4 separate regions of the Homo sapiens genome follow, and all the other regions are linked to region 3. Evidence: chromatin contacts called from ENCODE Hi-C or POLR2A ChIA-PET data. All regions are on one chromosome and are shown on one strand. The core of a region is the stretch at or near the end of the contact, and the rest is flanking DNA. Distances in the headings are between cores, read along the strand shown. Region 1 holds the start of EXOSC6 (exosome component 6). Region 2 overlaps ZFHX3 (zinc finger homeobox 3). Region 3 holds the start of PHLPP2 (PH domain and leucine rich repeat protein phosphatase 2). Region 4 holds the start of AARS1 (alanyl-tRNA synthetase 1).

Region 1 (5,363 bases), core at 1,491-3,990, 1.5 Mb after region 3:
TGAAGGCTCAGACTGCTCCAAACAAGGATGTGCAGAGGGAGATCGCTGACCTTGGAGAGGTAGGGGCGGCTTCCCTCCCTCCGTCCTCAGGGCCTGGTGCATGAAACATGCCCCGTCTTCAGGAAATCATCTGTAGTCAGTCAGGCCCTGGTTCTTGGTGGAATGGGCCTTTGGGCTGACTTCTGTTGTCCTGTAGCCTTGTAGCAGGGACCCCATGGATCCTGTCCTTGGACCCTGGACATTCCCTGCTGCTCCCAGTGCTGCTAGCAGGAGAGCTCTTCCCAAGCATGTATGGGCACTGGGGTGGAGGGATTTGGGGAATGGGCTAAGGCTGGCCCCTGCTTCCAAGCCTGCCTGGTATTTATTTGCATTTCAAGCTGCCAGGAAGCTTATCACAGGCTGTTCCCAGCCTGGTAAGGACCGGGCCTGATTTGGGAGCCCAGCTTTCTGCTGCTCCTTTCTCTCTAGCCCTGCTTGTTTCACCTGCCACAGCTGCTCCTAAAGGGACTGGTCTCAAAGCTTTCCTTGCTTTCCTTTCCAGGACACTAGTCAGGGAGGACTTGGGTTCGGGTGGGGTGGGCTGGACCCTGACATCCCAGCAAGTTGTGGCCCAGATTGAGATGGTCGTCTATTGGTTCCAGGCCCTGGCCACTGCAGTCATCCCCCAGTGGCAGAAGGATGAATTGCGGGAGACTCTCAAATCCCTAAAGAAGGTCATGGATGACTTGGACCGAGCCAGCAAAGCCGATGTCCAGAAACGAGTGAGTCCTGGCAGCACCAGTGGCCAGAGTGTTTCCTAGGCAAAGGCTGGCAGAACAGCCAGGGGTTCGGGGCCTGGGCTTTTGGTCTGAGCTGCTGTTCTGGACTTTTTTCTTGCAGGTGTTAGAGAAGACGAAGCAGTTCATCGACAGCAACCCCAACCAGCCTCTTGTCATCCTGGAGATGGAGAGCGGCGCCTCAGCCAAGGCAACCCAGGGGCCAGGGTCCCCTCCCCTAGGGCTCATCAGCTCTCTGGTGGCTGACATGTGGCCTCTGTGGCTCTGAGCGAAGTGGTTGCCTAAGGGCCCACGGTCTGGGATTGAGATTGGGAGGAGCAGCAGCTCCCTGCATGTGGGAGGCATACCTGGGCCAGGGTAGGGGCAGGGCCCGGCGCTGGGGTCCTCCCCACAGGCCCTGGGCACAGCCCCTGCTCTGGGAAGGGGTAGGGGTGGGTGGCAGGCCTTCTGAGGGCTGCAAATGCTCACACTAGTGAGGGTCCCTGCTCCAGCACCGTGGCCTGAGCCAGGTCCTCCCCACAGGCCCTGAATGAAGCCTTGAAGCTCTTCAAGATGCACTCCCCTCAGACTTCTGCCATGCTCTTCACGGTGGACAATGAGGCTGGCAAGATCACGTGCCTGTGTCAAGTTCCCCAGGTCAGCACCACCTCGCACCAGTGGGAAGTGTTAGGTCTTAAGGTTGTTGGCTGAGGCCTGTGTGTGTACAGCCTGCATTCGAAACAGCCTTTCTGCCCACCGGTTGGTTACCTTTGCCAGTACCCCTTACCCAGGCCTTCTTATTGGTGAAGACATCTGGTTGATACCTGGCTTTGCCACTCTGTCCTGTCCTGGCAGTGGCCATGGCCGCCCCCTGTACCAGCCGTAAAGTCTGTCTCGGCCTCCAGCAGTATCACCCAGGGCAAGGAGTGGGTGATGGCTCCTCCATCCTTTCTTTCCCTGCATTCCTCCCTCAATCCCATCTTCTGTGCTGACTCCCCCTTCCCTTCCTGTCTTCTAGAATGCAGCCAATCGGGGCTTAAAAGCCAGCGAGTGGGTGCAGCAGGTGTCAGGCTTGATGGACGGTAAAGGTGGTGGCAAGGATGTGTCTGCACAGGCCACAGGCAAGAACGTTGGCTGCCTGCAGGAGGCGCTGCAGCTGGCCACTTCCTTCGCCCAGCTGCGCCTCGGGGATGTAAAGAACTGAGTGGGGAAGGAGGAGGCTCCCACTGGATCCATCCGTCCAGCCAAGAGCTCTTCATCTGCTACAAGAACATTTGAATCTTGGGACCTTTAAAGAGCCCCTCCTAACCCAGCAGTAACTGGAACACACTTGGGAGCAGTCCTATGTCTCAGTGCCCCTTAAATTTCTGCCCTGAGCCCTCCACGTCAGTGCCATCGGTCTAGAACCACTAACCCCGCATTGCTGTTGATCGTCACGCTCGCATCTATAGATAACGGCTCTCCAGACCTGAGCTTTCCGCGTCAGCAAGTAGGAATCGTTTTTGCTGCAGAGAATAAAAGGACCACGTGCAATACTTAATGCCGCATGATCTCTATCCCTCTTCCCAATAGGGGCTGGCTCTTTTGACAGCCTTTGGCGTCTGTAGAATAAATGCTGTGGCTCCTGCTGGCTGCTGTGGTGTTCACCTAGTCCAGCCCCAGAACCCAAAATTTTGGGAACAGCCCCTAGGGCTGCCTCAAACGTCTGTGGAGGTGGAGGCCAAATAGGTGGGGTGACTTGGAGCAAGGCGTTCATAATTCAGTAGATGAGGGGTGGAGGTAGTTGGAAGCAGAGAAGCCTTTCTTGGAGCTGCTCTCCCCCCTCCCTTCCAGCAAGATGGATGGATCCGGCTACCCTGCACAACTGGGACCGGGCCGTTCTCCCTCCGGGCCTCCAGGGGCGCTGTAGTGCCTCCCGCCGCTCTCTCGACAGCCCATGCGCAGCCGCGCGTCTTTAAACAACGGAAGAACCAGTGGATGCGGCAGGGCGTTGGGCGGAAGGGGTTCGCACGCCAAGAACCGCCATGCCTGGGGATCACCGCCGCATCCGCGGCCCTGAAGAATCGCAGCCGCCGCAGCTGTACGCGGCCGACGAGGAGGAGGCGCCCGGCACCCGCGACCCAACGCGGCTACGGCCCGTGTACGCGCGCGCCGGGCTGCTGAGCCAGGCCAAGGGCTCGGCCTACCTGGAGGCGGGAGGCACCAAGGTGCTGTGTGCCGTGTCGGGCCCGCGACAGGCCGAGGGCGGCGAGCGCGGCGGCGGCCCGGCCGGAGCAGGCGGCGAGGCCCCGGCCGCGCTGCGCGGTCGCCTGCTCTGCGACTTCCGCCGCGCACCCTTCGCGGGCCGCCGGCGCCGCGCTCCCCCGGGCGGCTGCGAGGAGCGTGAGCTGGCGCTGGCGCTGCAGGAGGCGCTGGAGCCGGCTGTGCGCCTGGGCCGCTACCCGCGCGCGCAGCTCGAGGTGTCGGCGCTGCTGCTGGAGGACGGTGGCTCGGCCCTGGCCGCCGCGCTCACCGCCGCCGCGCTCGCCCTGGCCGACGCGGGCGTGGAGATGTACGACCTGGTGGTGGGCTGCGGCCTCAGCCTCGCGCCGGGGCCCGCGCCCACCTGGCTCCTGGACCCCACGCGGCTCGAGGAAGAGCGCGCCGCCGCCGGCCTCACCGTGGCGCTCATGCCTGTGCTGAATCAGGTGGCCGGGCTGCTGGGCAGCGGCGAGGGCGGCCTGACAGAGAGCTGGGCGGAGGCCGTACGCCTGGGCCTCGAGGGCTGCCAGCGCCTCTACCCCGTGCTGCAGCAGAGCCTGGTGCGGGCCGCCCGCCGCAGGGGCGCCGCCGCCCAGCCCTGAACCAGAAGCCTGAGCAACTACGGACGCAAGCCGAGGACCGTGCTGCCGCCGTCCACGAAAAGACCCGCGCCATCGGCCTCCAGTTTGCGTCGAGAATTCCTGGAAGGGCCCTGATATGACTGTGGTTGGACTGACCTGACTGCCAGATGGTGGGACTTGGTCTGGAGCAGGGACTACTTGGAATGATAAAGGCAAAACTCAACAGCCCCTGGAGCTGCGCTTGTGGTGGAGCTGGACCCTGAAATTACCTGGACCTTTTTTTTAGAGACAGGGTTTCTTTCTGCAGTCTCAAACTCCTAGCCTTGATTGATCCTCCTGCCTTGGCCTCCCAAAGTGCTGGGACTACAGGTGCATGCAACCACACCTGGCTAATTTTCTTTTCTTCTTTCTTTCTTTTTTTTTTTTTTTTTTTTTTGATGGAGTCTTGTTCTGTTGCCCAGGCTGGAGTGCAATGGTGCAATCTTGGCTCACTGCAACCTCTGCCTCCTGGGTTCAATCCATTCTCCTGCCTCAGCCTCCCAAGTAGCTGGGATTACAGGCACATGCCTCCATACCGGGCTAATTTTTGTATTTTTAGTAGAGATGGGGTTTCGCCATGTGGGCCAGGCTGTTCTCGAATGCCTGACCTCAGGTGATCCACCCGCCTTGGCCTCCCAAAGTGCTGGAATTACAGGTGTGAGCCACTGTGCCCAGCTGAGTAAATTTCTTGATTGCACAGAATGTACGGTGATATTGGCGGACTTAAGGACATCGAATTGTTTATCAGGAATAAAGTATTATGTGTGTTTTCTGCGGCCCTGGATAATGCTGTAGCATTCAGGGTCGATTGAGTAAAAAAAATGTAGAGATGGTTTCCTGTTTGTTTTTGCTTCTAGTTTTCATTCATTTGCTATTTATTCTCTTCTGGCTTTGCTTGTGTATGCATATATATAAAACCATTATTATTATTATTATTATTTTTAGTTTCTAGTGGAAGGCTTTTATTTGGTTCTGTGAATAGTCATTTTGTTTCCTAAGAACTTCCAGCAAGTTGTATTCATTCCATTCATCTAGAATTCCTAGGCTGCCTTTGTCGGGCCTGCAGGTATTAATGGAGAATAGCAGCTTTTTATTTTTTTATATTTATTTTTTGAGACAGAGTCTCACTCTGTTGCCCAGGCTGGAGTGCAATGGCGCGATCTCAGCTCACTGCAACCTCCGCCTCAGAGGTTCAAGTGATTCTCCTGCCTCAGCCTCTGGAATAGCTGGGACTACAGGCACCTGCCACCACACCCAGCTAACTTTTTGTATTTTTAGAGAAGATGGGGTTTCATCATGTTGGCCAAGCTGGTCTCAAACTCCTGATCTCAGTGATCCATCTGCCTCAGCCTCCCAAAGTTATAAGATTTTTTTCCTCTGGTTTTTAGTAAATGTTTTTTTTGAGATTGCTTAGCACCAGAATGATTTGCAAATTTGAAAATAGGAACTCCACTAGGAATGCCGGATAGAAGAGTGCTTCACATTTGTAGAGGGAGACAAGAACTAAATATCACGACGTCTTTCTGAGCCTTTTGGTTTGCTAACGTGCCCCAAATTCTTATTCCAAACGGTATAAGATAATTATGTGTAAATGAATACCAGCTCTACTTAGTTTTATTTCATATTTGTGTATCTGAATATATTAAAATATCTTTTTTTTTTTTTTGATGCGGAGTCTTGCTCTGTTGTCCAGCCTGGAGTGCAGTGGCATGATCTCGGCTCACTGCAACCTCTGCCTCCCAGGTTC
Region 2 (5,335 bases), core at 2,344-4,843, 1.1 Mb before region 3:
CCTCATAACCATCTGTTATGGAAAGCTGAGGTTCCAAGAGTTCAACCGAAAGTCCCAGGGTCACACGTCTGATGTGTGTGACCATAATCCCACAGGGTCAGTGTGACTCCAGATTTGTAGGAGTAAGTCTAGGGGGGATGAAGTACCTTGCCTGATTCTGATCTTACAGATCAGAAAAAGGATGTCACAGAGTTGTGAGTGTGTTGAGCTACTGTGTCTAGCATGGCTAGTGCAAGGCTTGGTAAATAGTAGAGATTCGTAAACGTTTCTTAAAATTTGAACCTCTTATATAGACCATCAGTTGAAGACACACAGTTTAAGGCTTTTTGACCTGAATCTTTCTCCTAGAAGTCTGGAGCCATGGGGATGGGGAAATCTCTAAATATTCCTTCCTTGCCCCACTGAGAGCAGACCCATTGCCTAGTGGAGACAGAGCCATGTCCCAAGTTTAGAACTCATAATCTACTCTGTCTTGTTTGTGCCAATTTAACCAACAAGTCTTTACTAAGCTTTTCTGAGTAGAGTCACACATATCTTCTCTGGTGTCTTATGTGCACTGAGGACACTGCATGATGAGATGCTGAAGGAACCTTTCTCCTTGGCTATCCAGTATTAACAGCTGTTTGTCTGGGATTGGCAATTTGAAGCAGTCTTGTTCTTTTCGTCTGAAATCTGAGGGTTTTGATGGTGAACACTACCATGATAGCCAGAAATCTGCAGTCTTCCCCCAAGTCTGGGCTTCAGAGTGCTTTTTCTTGCTTTTTTTTCCTCAGTGTCATGTTATGGAACTCCTTCCCCAGCTTTCCAGCAGGTGAGGTCCAGATGAAGTAAGATTTTGATTTTGCATTTTGGTGTCCTCTGAAGAGATGTATATACCATCAAGTTTCTTGGATATGGTGAATATAGAGGTGTTCTGAGAGCTGTTGCCTGTGGGATCCTCCTCTTTGTTTTCTCAGCTTTTCATCGTCCAGCACACACTGCACCCCACCCCCATGCTGTCCTTACCTACTATCTTGCTAGTCTCAACACACCTGAAGCTTGGAGTACCATCCGTAGCAACACCCTCTTGCATTACCTTGGACCTGGTGACTCAAACCAGGAGATAGCTATGGGTCAGGGAGGGTATTAGGCTCTCGGGTTGGTGAAGGCGTTGCAGGGAGTGGTGGTAGATTAGGGGTATGATCAAGGATGGGATTCTAGCCCATGAGGGCCTGGTGATATGGTCAGACCTTTGCTATCCATAGGCAGTGGTGCTTCGGGTAGGTTGTGATGTCTTGGGAATTGGTGTCAGTATCTTGGGCTATTCCACTTCTGACATGGCTTTTCTGCTTTTCCTGCGGTTGTTTCTCAACCATCTACAGTCCCACTGGCCCTCCTGTGTATCATTCAAACAGGGGCAGGAAAAGAAGATGGTCGTTTCTCCCGCAGATTCCAGATTCCTATTCCTAGGCGGTTATACTGTTGAGTAGACTTGTTGAAGCAGGTCAGCTGGGCCAAGGCATGGAAGCAATTTTCCCTGAATGGATTGTTCTTATTTCTTCCCAGGCCCTTCCTCCACACTTTCCTATTCATCATCTTCTCTCTACCCTCCGAAAGCATCCAGTCAGCTGCAGCAACAGAGGTCAGAGAGGAGGAACACCTGTAGAGCCTGTTTTGTTTTTGTTCATGTGGCCGTGCTAGCTTTCTTGCCTTCGTTCTCTCTTCTCCTGTTGCCGCTCTCCTCCAGATAACTTCTCTGGGGACCTCGTGGCCATACTATTTTTGTGATGAAGGCCTTTGGTGCAAATGGGCCCCAGCTAGAAACAGCTAGCTTTGGGGCCTCTAGACTAATTGCAGTTGGGCAGAGTGAATGGTAGCTGGGAGTACTTGGCAAAGAAAATGTGAACTAGCGGGTGTGGCACATTGGGCAGGAAGGTGTTGGAAGTTGTTTGGCTGGAAGGGGAAGTATGGGAGCTAGCCAGGACTGAATCTTCATTAGAATACAAGGTTGTCCAGCCCTGAGCCTGGTGGGATACTTCTGGAAGTTGTTTGGCTGAAAGGGGAAGTATGGGAGCTGACCTAGGACTGAGTCCTCATTAGAATACAAGGTTGTCCAGCTCTGAGCCTGGTGGGATACTTCTGGAAGTTGTTTGGCTGAAAGGGGAAGTATGGGAGCTGACCTAGGACTGAGTCCTCATTAGAATACAAGGTTGTCCAGCCCTGAGCCTGGTGGGATACTTCTGTTGGAAATGTTCGTTTTGAGAGGATCCTTCAAGCCTTGACATCTCAAACTGTGTGCCAGTGACACCGGTAAAACGTCTTGAGCTTCAGCCCTACCCCTGCCCAGACTGACCGGTGATTTCTGTCTCCATTCCTTTCAGCTTTAACGTCTCCTAAGCCGAACTTGATGGGTCTGCCCAGCACAACTGTTCCTTCCCCTGGCCTCCCCACTTCTGGATTACCAAATAAACCGTCCTCAGCGTCGCTGAGCTCCCCAACCCCAGCACAAGCCACGATGGCGATGGGCCCTCAGCAACCCCCCCAGCAGCAGCAGCAGCAGCAGCAACCACAGGTGCAGCAGCCTCCCCCGCCGCCAGCAGCCCAGCCGCCACCCACACCACAGCTCCCACTGCAACAGCAGCAGCAACGCAAGGACAAAGACAGTGAGAAAGTAAAGGAGAAGGAAAAGGCACACAAAGGGAAAGGGGAACCCCTGCCTGTCCCCAAGAAGGAGAAAGGAGAGGCCCCCACGGCAACTGCAGCCACGATCTCAGCCCCGCTGCCCACCATGGAGTATGCGGTAGACCCTGCACAGCTGCAGGCCCTGCAGGCCGCGTTGACTTCGGACCCCACAGCATTGCTCACAAGCCAGTTCCTTCCTTACTTTGTACCAGGCTTTTCTCCTTATTATGCTCCCCAGATCCCTGGCGCCCTGCAGAGCGGGTACCTGCAGCCTATGTATGGCATGGAAGGCCTGTTCCCCTACAGCCCTGCACTGTCGCAGGCCCTGATGGGGCTGTCCCCAGGCTCCCTACTGCAGCAGTACCAGCAATACCAGCAGAGTCTGCAGGAGGCAATTCAGCAGCAGCAGCAGCGGCAACTACAGCAGCAGCAGCAGCAAAAAGTGCAGCAGCAGCAGCCCAAAGCAAGCCAAACCCCAGTCCCCCCCGGGGCTCCTTCCCCAGACAAAGACCCTGCCAAAGAATCCCCCAAACCAGAAGAACAGAAAAACACCCCCCGTGAGGTGTCCCCCCTCCTGCCGAAACTCCCTGAAGAGCCAGAAGCAGAAAGCAAAAGTGCGGACTCCCTCTACGACCCCTTCATTGTTCCAAAGGTGCAGTACAAGTTGGTCTGCCGCAAGTGCCAGGCGGGCTTCAGCGACGAGGAGGCAGCGAGGAGCCACCTGAAGTCCCTCTGCTTCTTCGGCCAGTCTGTGGTGAACCTGCAAGAGATGGTGCTTCACGTCCCCACCGGCGGCGGCGGCGGTGGCAGTGGCGGCGGCGGCGGCGGTGGCGGCGGCGGCGGCGGCGGCGGCTCGTACCACTGCCTGGCGTGCGAGAGCGCGCTCTGTGGGGAGGAAGCTCTGAGTCAACATCTCGAGTCGGCCTTGCACAAACACAGAACAATCACGAGAGCAGCAAGAAACGCCAAAGAGCACCCTAGTTTATTACCTCACTCTGCCTGCTTCCCCGATCCTAGCACCGCATCTACCTCGCAGTCTGCCGCTCACTCAAACGACAGCCCCCCTCCCCCGTCGGCCGCCGCCCCCTCCTCCGCTTCCCCCCACGCCTCCAGGAAGTCTTGGCCGCAAGTGGTCTCCCGGGCTTCGGCAGCGAAGCCCCCTTCTTTTCCTCCTCTCTCCTCATCTTCAACGGTTACCTCAAGTTCATGCAGCACCTCAGGGGTTCAGCCCTCGATGCCAACAGACGACTATTCGGAGGAGTCTGACACGGATCTCAGCCAAAAGTCCGACGGACCGGCGAGCCCGGTGGAGGGTCCCAAAGACCCCAGCTGCCCCAAGGACAGTGGTCTGACCAGTGTAGGAACGGACACCTTCAGATTGTAAGCTTTGAAGATGAACAATACAAACAAATGAATTTAAATACAAAAATTAATAACAAACCAATTTCAAAAATAGACTAACTGCAATTCCAAAGCTTCTAACCAAAAAACAAAAAAAAAAAAAAAAAGAAAAAAAAGAAAAAGCGTGGGTTGTTTTCCCATATACCTATCTATGCCGGTGATTTTACATTCTTGTCTTTTTCTTTTCTTTTAATATTAAAAAAAAAAAAAAAGCCCTAACCCTGTTACATTGTGTCCTTTTGAAGGTACTATTGGTCTGGGAAACAGAAGTCCGCAGGGCCTCCCTAATGTCTTTGGAGCTTAAACCCCTTGTATATTTGCCCCTTTTCAATAAACGCCCCACGCTGATAGCACAGAGGAGCCCGGCATGCACTGTATGGGAAAGCAGTCCACCTTGTTACAGTTTTAAATTTCTTGCTATCTTAGCATTCAGATACCAATGGCTTGCTAAAAGAAAAAAAGAAATGTAATGTCTTTTTATTCTCAGGTCAATCGCTCACACTTTGTTTTCAGAATCATTGTTTTATATATTATTGTTTTTTCAGTTTTTTTTTTTTTTTTTGTTCCAGAAAAGATTTTTTGTTTTGTTAACTTAAAAATGGGCAGAAAGTATTCAAGAAAAACAATGTGAACTGCTTTAGCTTTCTGGGGATTTTTAAGGATAGCTTTTCTGCTGAAGCCAATTTCAAGGGGAAAAGTTAAGCACTCCCACTTTCAAAAAAAAAAAAAAATAATAACCCACACACACAAAGAGTGTTGAGGACTTGTAGCTTAAAAAAAATAAGTTTTAAAAACTGACTTTCTGTATTTATGATAGATATGACCATTTTTGGTGTTGAGTAGATTGTTGCATTGGAAATGAACTGAAGCAGTATGGTAGATTTAAAAGGAAAAAAAAAAAAAAACCTTTTGTGTACATTTAGCTTTTTGTATGGTCCAGCTGACAGCTCCTCATTTGATGTTGTCTTGTTCATTCCTAGCAGATGATAGATTGCAATCCGTTGATTCGCCTAAGCTTTTCTCCCCTTGTCCCTTAATTCCACTTTCTCTTTCTTGTCCCTTAATTCCACTTTCTCTTTCCTTCTCCCACCTCCCGTCCTATAATCTCCCACTTAAGGTAGCTGCCTTCATTTCTTAGAGGGAGCTGCAGAATTATTTTATAAAACTAAAGAAAGAATTTCAAGGGATTCTAGGGGTCATTAGGATCCTCACAGATTATTTTTGGTTGGGGAGTTGAAACTTTTTAAAGGCATATAATTCTAGTTACCTGTGT
Region 3 (4,760 bases), core at 622-3,121:
GCTGAAACTTTAGTTCTGCAACAAGATCTTTCCTTTTTGTGTAGTCAGTCAATAAAGAGCTTCTACTCATGAAATCTGGAAAAGGTAATGTATAATGCCTCAAGAAACAGACTCTTACAGCCAGGTGTGGTGGCTCACACCTGTAATCCCAGCATTTTGGGAGGCTGAAGTGGGCGGATGGCTTGAGCTCAGGAGTTCGAGACCAGCTTGGACAATATGGTGAAGCCCCATCTCTACAAAAAAAATGCAAAAAGTAGCCAAGCGTAGGGTGGTGCTCACTTGTGGTCCCAGCTACTGGGAGGCTGAGGTGGCATGATCACCTTAGCCCATGGAGGTTGAACCTGCAGTGAGCTATGATTGTGTCCATACCGTACTCCAGCCTGAGCAACAAAGCGAGACCCTGTCTCAAAAATAAAAAAAATATAAAAGGCTTTTGAAAAACACTTTTTTTTTTCCTTGAGACAAGAGTCTCCCTCTGTCACCCAGACTGCAGTGCAGTGGCGCGATATCTCGGCTCACTGCAACCTCCACCTCCCAAGTTCAAGTGATTCTCCTGCCTCAGCCTCCTGAGTAGCTGGGCCTACAGGCTCGTGCCCCCACACTGCCTAATTTTTGTATTTTTAGTAGAGATGGGGTTTTGCCATGTTGGCCAGGCTGGGTTCAAACTCCTGACCTCAGGTGATCTGCCCGTCTTGGCCTCCCAAAGTGCTGAATTACAGGCATGAGCCACTGCACCCAGCCAGAAACACTTGTTCTAAACCACATTTTTTTCTTATCACTGCTTGCCTGCCCTTGTTAAAATTTGCTTCTGTCTCCATATTGGTGCCTATTGCTTATATACCAGTTTTCTTGTTGGGAGAAATTACCCAGTAAGCACTGAAATGGGAATCCAACTACTTTGAGTACCTTTCCTGAAAATAATTTCAAGGTGGAAGGAAAATCCAGGAGGTGGATGACCTAAGAGTTTTCTCCCACCTTAAACCAGACTCACAGTGACAAATCGTTTTTAATGCATTAAAATGAGGCCAAGAAATGAAGATTACTGGAGATTGGAATTTTGGTATATACAAAGCTAACTTGTGAAGGGAGAAAGTAGGTCAGAAAGGGGTCGGAACCTGCAAGAGCCAAATTTGGTCCTGGCATTTAAAATATCTCCAAATGGATACATATCTCAGATGGGGGACACAGACTGCTCTGTTAAATCTAAAAGTCTTGTACTAAGCCTGCAATTATTCTAGACATACAGTTAGTCTGAATGAGGCAAACTGAAGCAATGGATAATAGGGACAAAGGGTCCTGCTTTGTCACCCAGGCTGGAGTGCAGTGGCACGATCTCGTCTCACTGCAACCTCCGCCTCCCGGGTTCAAGCGATTCTCCTGCCTCCACCTCCCAAGTGGCTGGGATTACAGGCGTGCGCCACCCTGCCCAGCTCATTTTTTTGTATTTTTGGTATAGACAGGGTTTCGCTATGTTGGTCAGGCTGGTCTCGGACTCCTGGCCTCAAGTAATCTGCCTGCCTTGGCTTCCCAAAGTACTGGAATTACAGTTCTATGAAAGTGAAGAAATTACTGTTTTTTGCTGTCTAATTCCTTACAAGTTGCTTGAAGATTCAACACCCTATGTATGAGGGGAAGCCCTAAAAATCTGGAAGTCTAGAAGCCTTCCTAGGAAAATTTAGGAGGAATCGACAGAGTACTTTTCGAGAAACCGATTGGATCTTCAATTTAGAATTTTGGAATTATAATGGCTACTATGGATCCCCACTATACGTTAGGCACTTTGTATGCACTAAATCTTCATCATAACTACTTGGCAGATTTTAATCTCTTTCTCACAGCTTAAGAACGAAAGGCTTAGATCAAGTAACTTGCACAGGGGTATAGATCTAAAGAAGGGCAGAGGGGAGATCTGGAAACAGGCTGGCTGACTCCAAATTTGGCCCATTGGCAACAAAACTACTATCACTGCGAGAACGAAAAGAAAAACAAAACAAAGAAAAGAAAAGAAGTTAACTTTTAAAAGTTTTTTTCTGAATCAGCCTTGCAAATAAATCATAAACCGGGTCACAGGCCATATTACTGCTTGAAGCAGAGCACCGAATTCTGATAATTTTGCTCCAGGAGGAGGCAAGGGAATTAAAACATGGCTGGGAGGTGAGCGGACGTTTTGTACGAGGTTGGGTTGAATTTGCTTAAGAAGGTCGCACGCATCTCTGATAAGGAAGAGAAAAGGCCTTGCCAAGGTGAGTATTCTCAACAGTTCGTTCAACGGCTTGGCAGGTGAGGGAAGTTACAAGAGCCACCCTGGCGGAGGGCAGCGTCTTGTCACAATTGACAGGTGCCGGCGCCACCTGCTTCTTTCTCCCGCGGGTTTCTTAGAGGGCGGGGAAAGCAGCAAATACCCCTCCTTGCGCTCTAGTCCTCCAAGCCTAGGGCGGCGGGCAGTGGAGGCCCAGCGCTCTGCGGTGGTGCCAGGTTCCGCCACGCGGGCCGCGGCCGGAATGCGGCTCGGTGGCGCCCGGGCCACTCGGCGCCGGCAGCTGCTTAGGTCCAGCGGGGCTGCGGGAGGGGCGGAGCTGGCGAGCCGCCGGAGGGGCGGAGCCGGCGGGCCGCGGGGGGCGGGGCCACCGGTTGCTCGCGCGCGCCGCCGAGGCTCCGCACGCCGTCGCGCGGGCCGGGCGTCTCTGTGAATCCTGGGTCGCCGATGGGGGAGGTGGAGCCGGGGCCCGCGGGCCCGCTGGAGCCCCCGGAGCCGCCCGAAGCGCCCGCGAGCCGCCGGCCGGGAGGGATCCGGGTCCTGAAGGTGAGGAGGCGGATGGACCAGCGAGCGAGCGAGCGGGCGAGCGGGCAAGCGGACTAGGGAGGGAACGAGGGAGGCTAGAGGCCGCTGCCGCCCCCGCCCCGCGCAGTGGCTGAGGCAGTCGGCGGCCCCCGCCCGGCGTCAGTCAGTCGGCCGCCCCACACCCGGCTGGGGACGCCGAGGCCTCCGCGCCGCGCCCGCGTCCAGGCCTCGGCGCCTCGGTACCCCGCTGCTGCCCATCCCTGGCCGCGCGCCGCCCGCCTCGCAGGCCCACGCCTTTGGGCTGCGGGTAGCCGCCGCCCACCCGGACCCTTCGCCGCCCCTGCTTGCCTCGCCGCGCTCGGGGCCCGGAGGCCGGCTCCGGAGGGCTCGGAGGGCCGCCGGTTCCTGGCACAGGAGCGGGGCTGGAAGTACGCAGGGCTTTCTCCCCTCCCGGACACCTGAAGACATCACCCCAGCGGGAGGATGGCAGCGGCGATTGGCCGGCGCCGCGGAGGGTTCGGGGCCAGGCCGGGTGGAGCCGGCTCCTCTGCCCTCGGGGCTCGCTACCCGAGGTGCCAGCCGGCAAGGACGACCCGCCCAGCTTGGAGAGAGAATCCCCGCTGGAGCTGCGTCGCGGGGACTTGCTGGGCGTGTTGCGGAAGGGAGGAGGGGCCGGGCCGAAAGGGGCATTCCTGCTCCCGGGAGCGGGGCCGACTGCCGAGGGAGACGGAATGGGGGAGCCGTTATGCAACAGGCAGCTAGCGGGGCTTCTTGGCAGGAATTGGGGGAGTGGGAGGATATGAAAACAGATGTAGGCAAGAGGGGAGTGGAACCTTGAAGGTGATGAGAAGTAAGTTTACGAAGGAATGCACAAGGTAGGGTGGCGATAGTGGGGAGGAGAAGATGGTTAAAGGGAGGGGTTGTGGGAGGCTGACTGGGTGGAGTTTTTTACTAGCATTTGAAAGAGTTGCAGAGAAATTTTTCTGTAGGTCAAATACGTAAACTAGGTGTCCTTCCGCAGGTGGAATGGAATTCCTTCTAGAGTTCTACATGAGGAATTCAGGATATGAAACTTGCCCAGTAGAAGGATGGAAAGGAAAGAAAATTTAAATTTGATGTGTTTCAAAAATACATTGCAAAACAAAACGTATGATGTTAAAAATCCTTTAGTAGTTTATTGGGATTGAGGTTCAGCAGTATTTACATGTTATGAAGGTTAGTACGATGTTACAAAGATGGGAACACGGAAAAACAATAATAGAACCCAGTGAATCCATGGAACAACGTAAACTAGAACTCTGTAAAATATAAAACATTTTTTGTGCTACTGCCTCTCAGTTTTTTTTCTTTTTATTTATTTTTTGAGACAGGGTCTCACTCTGTCACCCAAGCCTGAGTGCAGTGACTCGATCTCTGCAACCTCTGCCTCCAGGGTTCAAGCGATTCTCCTGCCTCAGCCTCTTGAGTAGCTAGGATCACGGGCACCCGCCACCACACCCCACTGATTTTTTTGTATTTTTAGTAGAGACAGGGTTGCGCTATGTTTCCCAGGCTGGTCTTGAACTCCTGATCTCCAGTGATCCGCCCGCCTTGGCCTCCCGAAGTGTTGGAATTACAAGGATGAGCCACCACGCCCGGCCTCATACAGTTTTGTTAAGTAGCTGAGTGGTTGAATTGTGCCAAGTGATGCTGGAAAAGAAGTATTACAGTAGAATACTCTGAATTGGGAAGAGTCATCTCCCACTCATTTTTCTCTGAAGACCCTTCCAAAACTTCATTCTTTTTTGTAACTCTTTTATACCTAATACCAAATCATGAACATTATTGTCAGATAATACAGATATTCTTCAAAAGGCTAATATAACTAAGCCAGTCTAACTTAGCCAGACTAGATCCAGTTCCATCTATCCTGGGATACTGGAAAATTTCCTTCAAAATGTGCCCCCAGATTTATTTAGCGAATTGCTGGACCATAGGT
Region 4 (4,660 bases), core at 1,373-3,872, 1.4 Mb after region 3:
CAGGCTGGAGTGCAGTCGCGAGATCTCAGCTCACTGAAGCCTTCAGCTTCTGGGCTCCAAGTGATTCTCCTTCCTCAGCCTCTTGAGCAGCTGGGACTACAGGCGAATGCCACCACGCCTAGCTAATTAAAAAGAATTTTTTTTTTTTAACAGAGTCTCACTATGTTGCCTAGGCTGGTTTCAAACACTTGGGCTCCATTGATCCTCCTGCCTTGGCCTCCCAAAGTGTTGGGATTACAGGTGTGAGTCTCTGTGCTGGCCTACAATCTCTCTTAATGGGTGAATAAAAAATTCTTATTTATTTATTTATTTATTTTGAGACAAAGTCTCGCTCTGCGGCCCAGGCTGGAGTGCAGTGGCCTGATCTCGGCTCACTGCTAGCTCCGCCTCCCGGGTTCACGCCATTCTCCTGCCTCAGCCTCCAGAGTAGCTGGGACTACAGGCGCCCGCCACCACGCCCGGCTACTTTTTTTGTATTTTTTAGTAGAGACGGGGTTTCGTCGTGTTAGCCAGGATGGTCTCAATCTCCTGACCTCATGATCTGCCTGCCTAGGCCTCCCAAAAGTGCTGGGATTACAGGCATGAGTCACCACGCTAGGCCAAAAAATTATTTTAATCTGTTTATAATTATTTTATTAATGAAGGTACTATCCTAGTAACAACTCTGGCAGCAGAACTAAATTATTGAGATTACAACCTGTATTATTTTATTCTGAAAGTACAATTCATACATACCTTTTGGCTTTCTATTTTAAGTGTGGTGGCTTAGAAGTCTGACTCATTTCCCAGATTGTTTAAGCTAAATATATGTTATTTAGGGCACTGTGGATCAGAATAAACACTTGTGTCTCCTGGTTTTGCCCTCAGCTGTGTTACTTAACCTCTCTCTCTGCCTTATTTTACTCTGTTAAAAGCAGATAGTAGTAGTAACTCATGATAAGGTTGTGAGGATTAAAAGCTTAGATTGGTGCCTGCTGTATACTAAGTGCTCAATAAATGGTAGGTTTGATGATTACTATTTGTGAGCAGCTATGAAGTGGGAAAGTAAATCAAATGATTTATGTTTTTACTGGCTTTTGGGCTTGACCTTCTTTTTGTGTAGGATGCTCTTTTTGCATAAAAAGTAGTATTTTTCTGTATTGTCTGTAACTTGAGTTATGACCAGCAGCACAATTTATTACCCGTGTATTTGGATATATCAGATGATGGAGGTAATAGTGCAGTGGTTAAGAGCATGGGCTTTGGAGTTAAATAGACACAGGTTTGGATCCTGTCTCCACAACTTACTATTGGGTGTGAACTTGTGCAAGGTAATTTCCTCATTTGTAAAAAGGGGACTCCAGCTGACCTCATACACAGTTTAAAAATCAAATGAAATAAGCATGTGAAATGTTTGATGCAATGCCTCACGTATAAATACATACATATTTTTCAGACAGGGCCTCGCTCTGTCGCCCAAGGAATGCAGTGTCACGATCAGGGCTCACTGCAGCCTCAACTTCCTAGGCTCAAGTGATCCTCCCACTTCAACCTCCCAAGTAGCTGGGACTACAAGCATGCGCCACTATGCCTGGCTAATTTTTATTTTTTATTTTTTTTTTTGAGACGGAGTCTTGCTCCGTAGCCAGGCTGGAGTGCAGTGGCGCCATCTCGGCTCACCGCAACTTCCGCCTCCCGAGGTCAAGGGATTCCCTTGCCTCAGCCTCCCGAGTGGCTGGGACTACAGATGCGCGCCCGGCTAATTTTGTGTTTTTAGTAGAGACGGGGTTTCACCATGTTGGCCAGGATGCTCTCGGTCTCCTGACCTCGTCATCCGTTGGCCTCAGCCTCCCAAAGTGCTAGGATTACAGGTGTGGGCCACCGCGCCCGGCCTTTTAAAAAATTTTTCGTAGAGACAGGGTCTAGTTATGTTGACCAGGCTGGTCTCCAACTCCTGGGTTCAGGTGATCTTCCCACCTTGGCCTCCCAAAGTGTTGCAATTATAGGCGTGAGCCACCGCACCTGGCATGTATATATGTATATGTATATATATATATTCACCCTCCTCCCCCAGGCCTATAAATATTAACTTTTTTTTTTCCAAAGGCAAATCGAGGACCAGATGCTGATCCAATCGTACCTGAACTACTGATGTTATTTCTTCCACACCAAATTCAAGGTCTCCCCCGGACAAGTGTAACCATGGGCACAATGTCAGACTCTTTGAGGGCTGTGTATCACTCAGCAACTAAAATAAACAACTATAGCAAGATATGTAACCTCTACCAAACACGTTACCGTCTCCCCTTTTTAACTATGTCAATTGTGGTGTTAGGACTTTGCCTATGGAAACCAAAATGTCGACCTCCGGGAGCCGGGGGCGGGGGGGGGCGGGGGGGGCGGGGGGGGGTCTAACTCGATCATGTGACGCACCCCATCCCACCTTTTCTCGCAGTTGCATCAGCCAAGTTAGAGCCGCCTTCCCAGGAATCCACTAATGAACGGATTCGTCCTCAGTTTGACTGGCATGTTGGTTGACCAATAATATCTCATGAGGTAAGGCGCGGCGGGGCACTTTCCGTCGGCGCGCTCTGATTGGACGGAGCGTGGCGGGTTGTGGTAGGTCGTGGTCTGAGGCCGGTACAGCTGCGCGTCTGCGGGAATAGGTGCAGCGGGCCCTTGGCGGGGGACTCTGAGGGAGGAGCTGGGGACGGCGACCCTAGGAGAGGTAGGCCGCCCTCGGAGAGCTCTGCGGTGCTAGGAGAGCGGCTGGGCCCGCAGACTGGGGGGAAAGCTCCGCAGCCGCAGTGGGCCCCAGGATCAGGCCCCGCGTGGCCTGGAGAAGCCCAGTCTGGGCTGGAGCGGGAGCTGGACAGTGTGGCCTTGCGTTCGCCCCCGGGAGCGCTGCGAGTGTCGCGGCCTCGGGTGGATTTGCTGAGCACCAATACCTCACGGTTGCCAACCTGGGGTTTTAGCTCCCTTGGTTTTAATCCCCTAGGGGCGGGTGGGGGCACGGGAGGAAGGATGGGCCAGCTGGGTGCAATCCTGCTGTAAGCCAGCCATTCCTTGATTTCTTAAAATTAACTAAACAGCTGATGCCGGTCCAGGCGCACCGAGACCGTCATCTTAAGCTGTTCTGTAAAACAGTTTGTATTTCTCGGTGTGCTTTGAAGCATGTGAGTTAATTCCGAACTTGGTGTTAAAGGATTAGTATACCTGATCACGAAATACGTATTTAGCAGCCACTGTACTAGATGCTGAGGATGTGCTGTAATAGCCCAGGGCCAGGCGCGGAGGCTCACGCCTGTAATCCCAGCGCTTTGGGAGGTCGAGGCGGGCGGATCACCTGAGGTCAGGGGTTCGAGACTAGCCTGGCCAACATGGTGAAACCCCGTCTTTACTAAAAATACAAAAATTAGCCGAGCGTGGCGGCGCGCGCCTGTACTCTCAGCCACTCCGGAGGCTGAGGCATGAGAATCGCTTGAACCCGGCAGGCGGAGGTTGCAGTGAGCTGAGATCACACCATTGCACTCCAGCCTGGGTGACAGAGGGAGACTCCGTTTCAAAAAAAAAAAAAAAAAAAGAGCCCAGAACAGTCGTTGCTGCTGGGATGGAACTGACAGCCTGATGGGGGAGGCGCACATTAAACAATCCATGAAGCGCGTATGGAAATTATGAAGGGAAACACTTGAGGCTGTGAGACAGTAAAAGAGGGGGAGCCTTATCAAGAAGGGGAAGGCGGCCGGGCGCGGTGGCTCACGCCTGTAATCCCAGCACTTGGGGAGGCCGAGGTGGGCAGATCACGAGGTCAGGAGATTGAGACCATCCTGGCTAACACGGTGAAACCCCATCTCTACCAAATATACAAAAATAGCCGGGCGTGGTGACTGGCGCCCGTAGTCCCAGTAGTCCCAGCTACTCGGGAGGCTGAGGCAGGAGAATGGCGTGAACCCGGGAGGCGGAGCTTGCAGTGAGCTGAGATCGCGCCACTGCACTCCAGCCTGCGCAACAGAGCGAGACTCCGTCTCAAAAAAAAAAAAAAAAAAAAAAGAAGAAGGGGAAGGCTGTCTTAAATAAGTGTCTTGGCCGGGCGCGGTAGCTCACCCCTGTAATCCCAGCACTTTGGGAGGCCGAGGCGGGCAGATCGCCTGAGGTCAGGAGGTCGAGACCAGCCTGACCAACATGGAGAAACCCCGTCTCTACTAAAAATACAAAATTAGCTAGGTGTGGTGGCACATGCCTGTATTCCCAGCTACTCAGGAGGCTGAGGCAGGAGAATCGCTTGAAGCCGGGAGGTGGAGATTGCGGTGAGCCGAGGTTGCGCACCATTGCACTCCAGCCTGGGCTACAAGAGCGAAACACCGTCTCAAAAAAAAGAAAAAGTGTCTTTACGTTTGTTGTTGTTTGAGTCAGGGTCTCACCCTGTTACCTAGGCTGGAATGTTTTGGTGTGACCATAGCTCACTGCAGCCTCAAACTTATGTGCTCAAGCGACCCTTTGGACTCAGCCTCCCGAGTAGCTGGGTCTGCAGGTGCACACCACCACACCTGGCCAATTAAAAAAAAAATTGACCTCCCAGGCTCAGGTGTTCCCATGTTGCCCAGGCTGGTCTTGAATTCCTGGCCTCAAGCAATCCTCCTGTTTCAGCCTCCCAAAGTGACAGAGCGAGACCTGTGTGTAA

What was found. Hi-C counts contacts between places; a loop is a spot of excess contacts on that map. ChIA-PET counts read pairs that join two places held with the same protein, here RNA polymerase II (POLR2A). Pooled maps may share reads with other maps.
Region 1: a pooled map shows a loop between it and region 3 (3-fold over the local background). The contact joins the promoter of EXOSC6 here to the promoter of PHLPP2 in region 3. A Hi-C loop is called at or near these places in 4 of 50 pooled maps. POLR2A ChIA-PET finds 5 or more read pairs at or near these places in 2 of 52 experiments (activated B cell and activated CD8-positive, alpha-beta T cell).
Region 2: a map of CD8-positive, alpha-beta T cell shows a loop between it and region 3 (30-fold over the local background). The contact joins the enhancer-like site here to the promoter of PHLPP2 in region 3. A Hi-C loop is called at or near these places in 1 of 168 maps with a recorded cell type or tissue (CD8-positive, alpha-beta T cell) and 4 of 50 pooled maps. POLR2A ChIA-PET finds 5 or more read pairs at or near these places in 1 of 52 experiments (activated T-cell).
Region 4: a loop to region 3 is called in a pooled map, with 3 times the contacts of the local background. The contact joins the promoter of AARS1 here to the promoter of PHLPP2 in region 3. A Hi-C loop is called at or near these places in 3 of 50 pooled maps. POLR2A ChIA-PET finds 5 or more read pairs at or near these places in 3 of 52 experiments (MCF 10A, activated B cell and activated CD8-positive, alpha-beta memory T cell).

The regions. Positions count from the first base shown.
Region 1 is chr16:70,249,317-70,254,679 of GRCh38, reverse strand. EXOSC6 (exosome component 6) reads left to right here and starts at 2,740. Exons shown (of 1, transcript NM_058219.3): 1 at 2,740-5,363. The coding sequence starts at 2,780. The coding sequence ends at 3,598. It overlaps AARS1 (alanyl-tRNA synthetase 1), which reads left to right. Exons shown (of 21, transcript NM_001605.3): 17 at 1-59; 18 at 642-761; 19 at 880-966; 20 at 1,299-1,412; 21 at 1,774-2,382. The coding sequence ends at 1,959. RefSeq lists enhancers at 1,199-1,699, 2,334-2,523, 2,564-2,613 and silencers at 2,994-3,083, 3,214-3,533.
Region 2 is chr16:72,785,874-72,791,208 of GRCh38, reverse strand. ZFHX3 (zinc finger homeobox 3) reads left to right here. Exons shown (of 10, transcript NM_006885.4): 10 at 2,361-5,335. The coding sequence ends at 4,045. All of the region lies in intron 3 of ZFHX3-AS1 (ZFHX3 antisense RNA 1), which reads right to left. Among named protein-coding and RNA genes, the nearest start is that of ZFHX3-AS1, 120 kb to the right of the region's middle. RefSeq lists an enhancer at 2,076-2,691. Within about 2 kb of position 3,593, at least 22 of the 41 ENCODE cell types and tissues checked have a DNase peak (open chromatin) inside an H3K27ac peak, as active enhancers do.
Region 3 is chr16:71,721,812-71,726,571 of GRCh38, reverse strand. PHLPP2 (PH domain and leucine rich repeat protein phosphatase 2) reads left to right here and starts at 1,871. Exons shown (of 19, transcript NM_015020.3): 1 at 1,871-2,243. RefSeq lists a silencer at 2,298-3,267 and an enhancer at 3,033-3,534.
Region 4 is chr16:70,287,468-70,292,127 of GRCh38, reverse strand. AARS1 (alanyl-tRNA synthetase 1) reads left to right here and starts at 2,622. Exons shown (of 21, transcript NM_001605.3): 1 at 2,622-2,707. It also overlaps a transcript of DDX19B not described here. RefSeq lists a silencer at 3,277-3,406.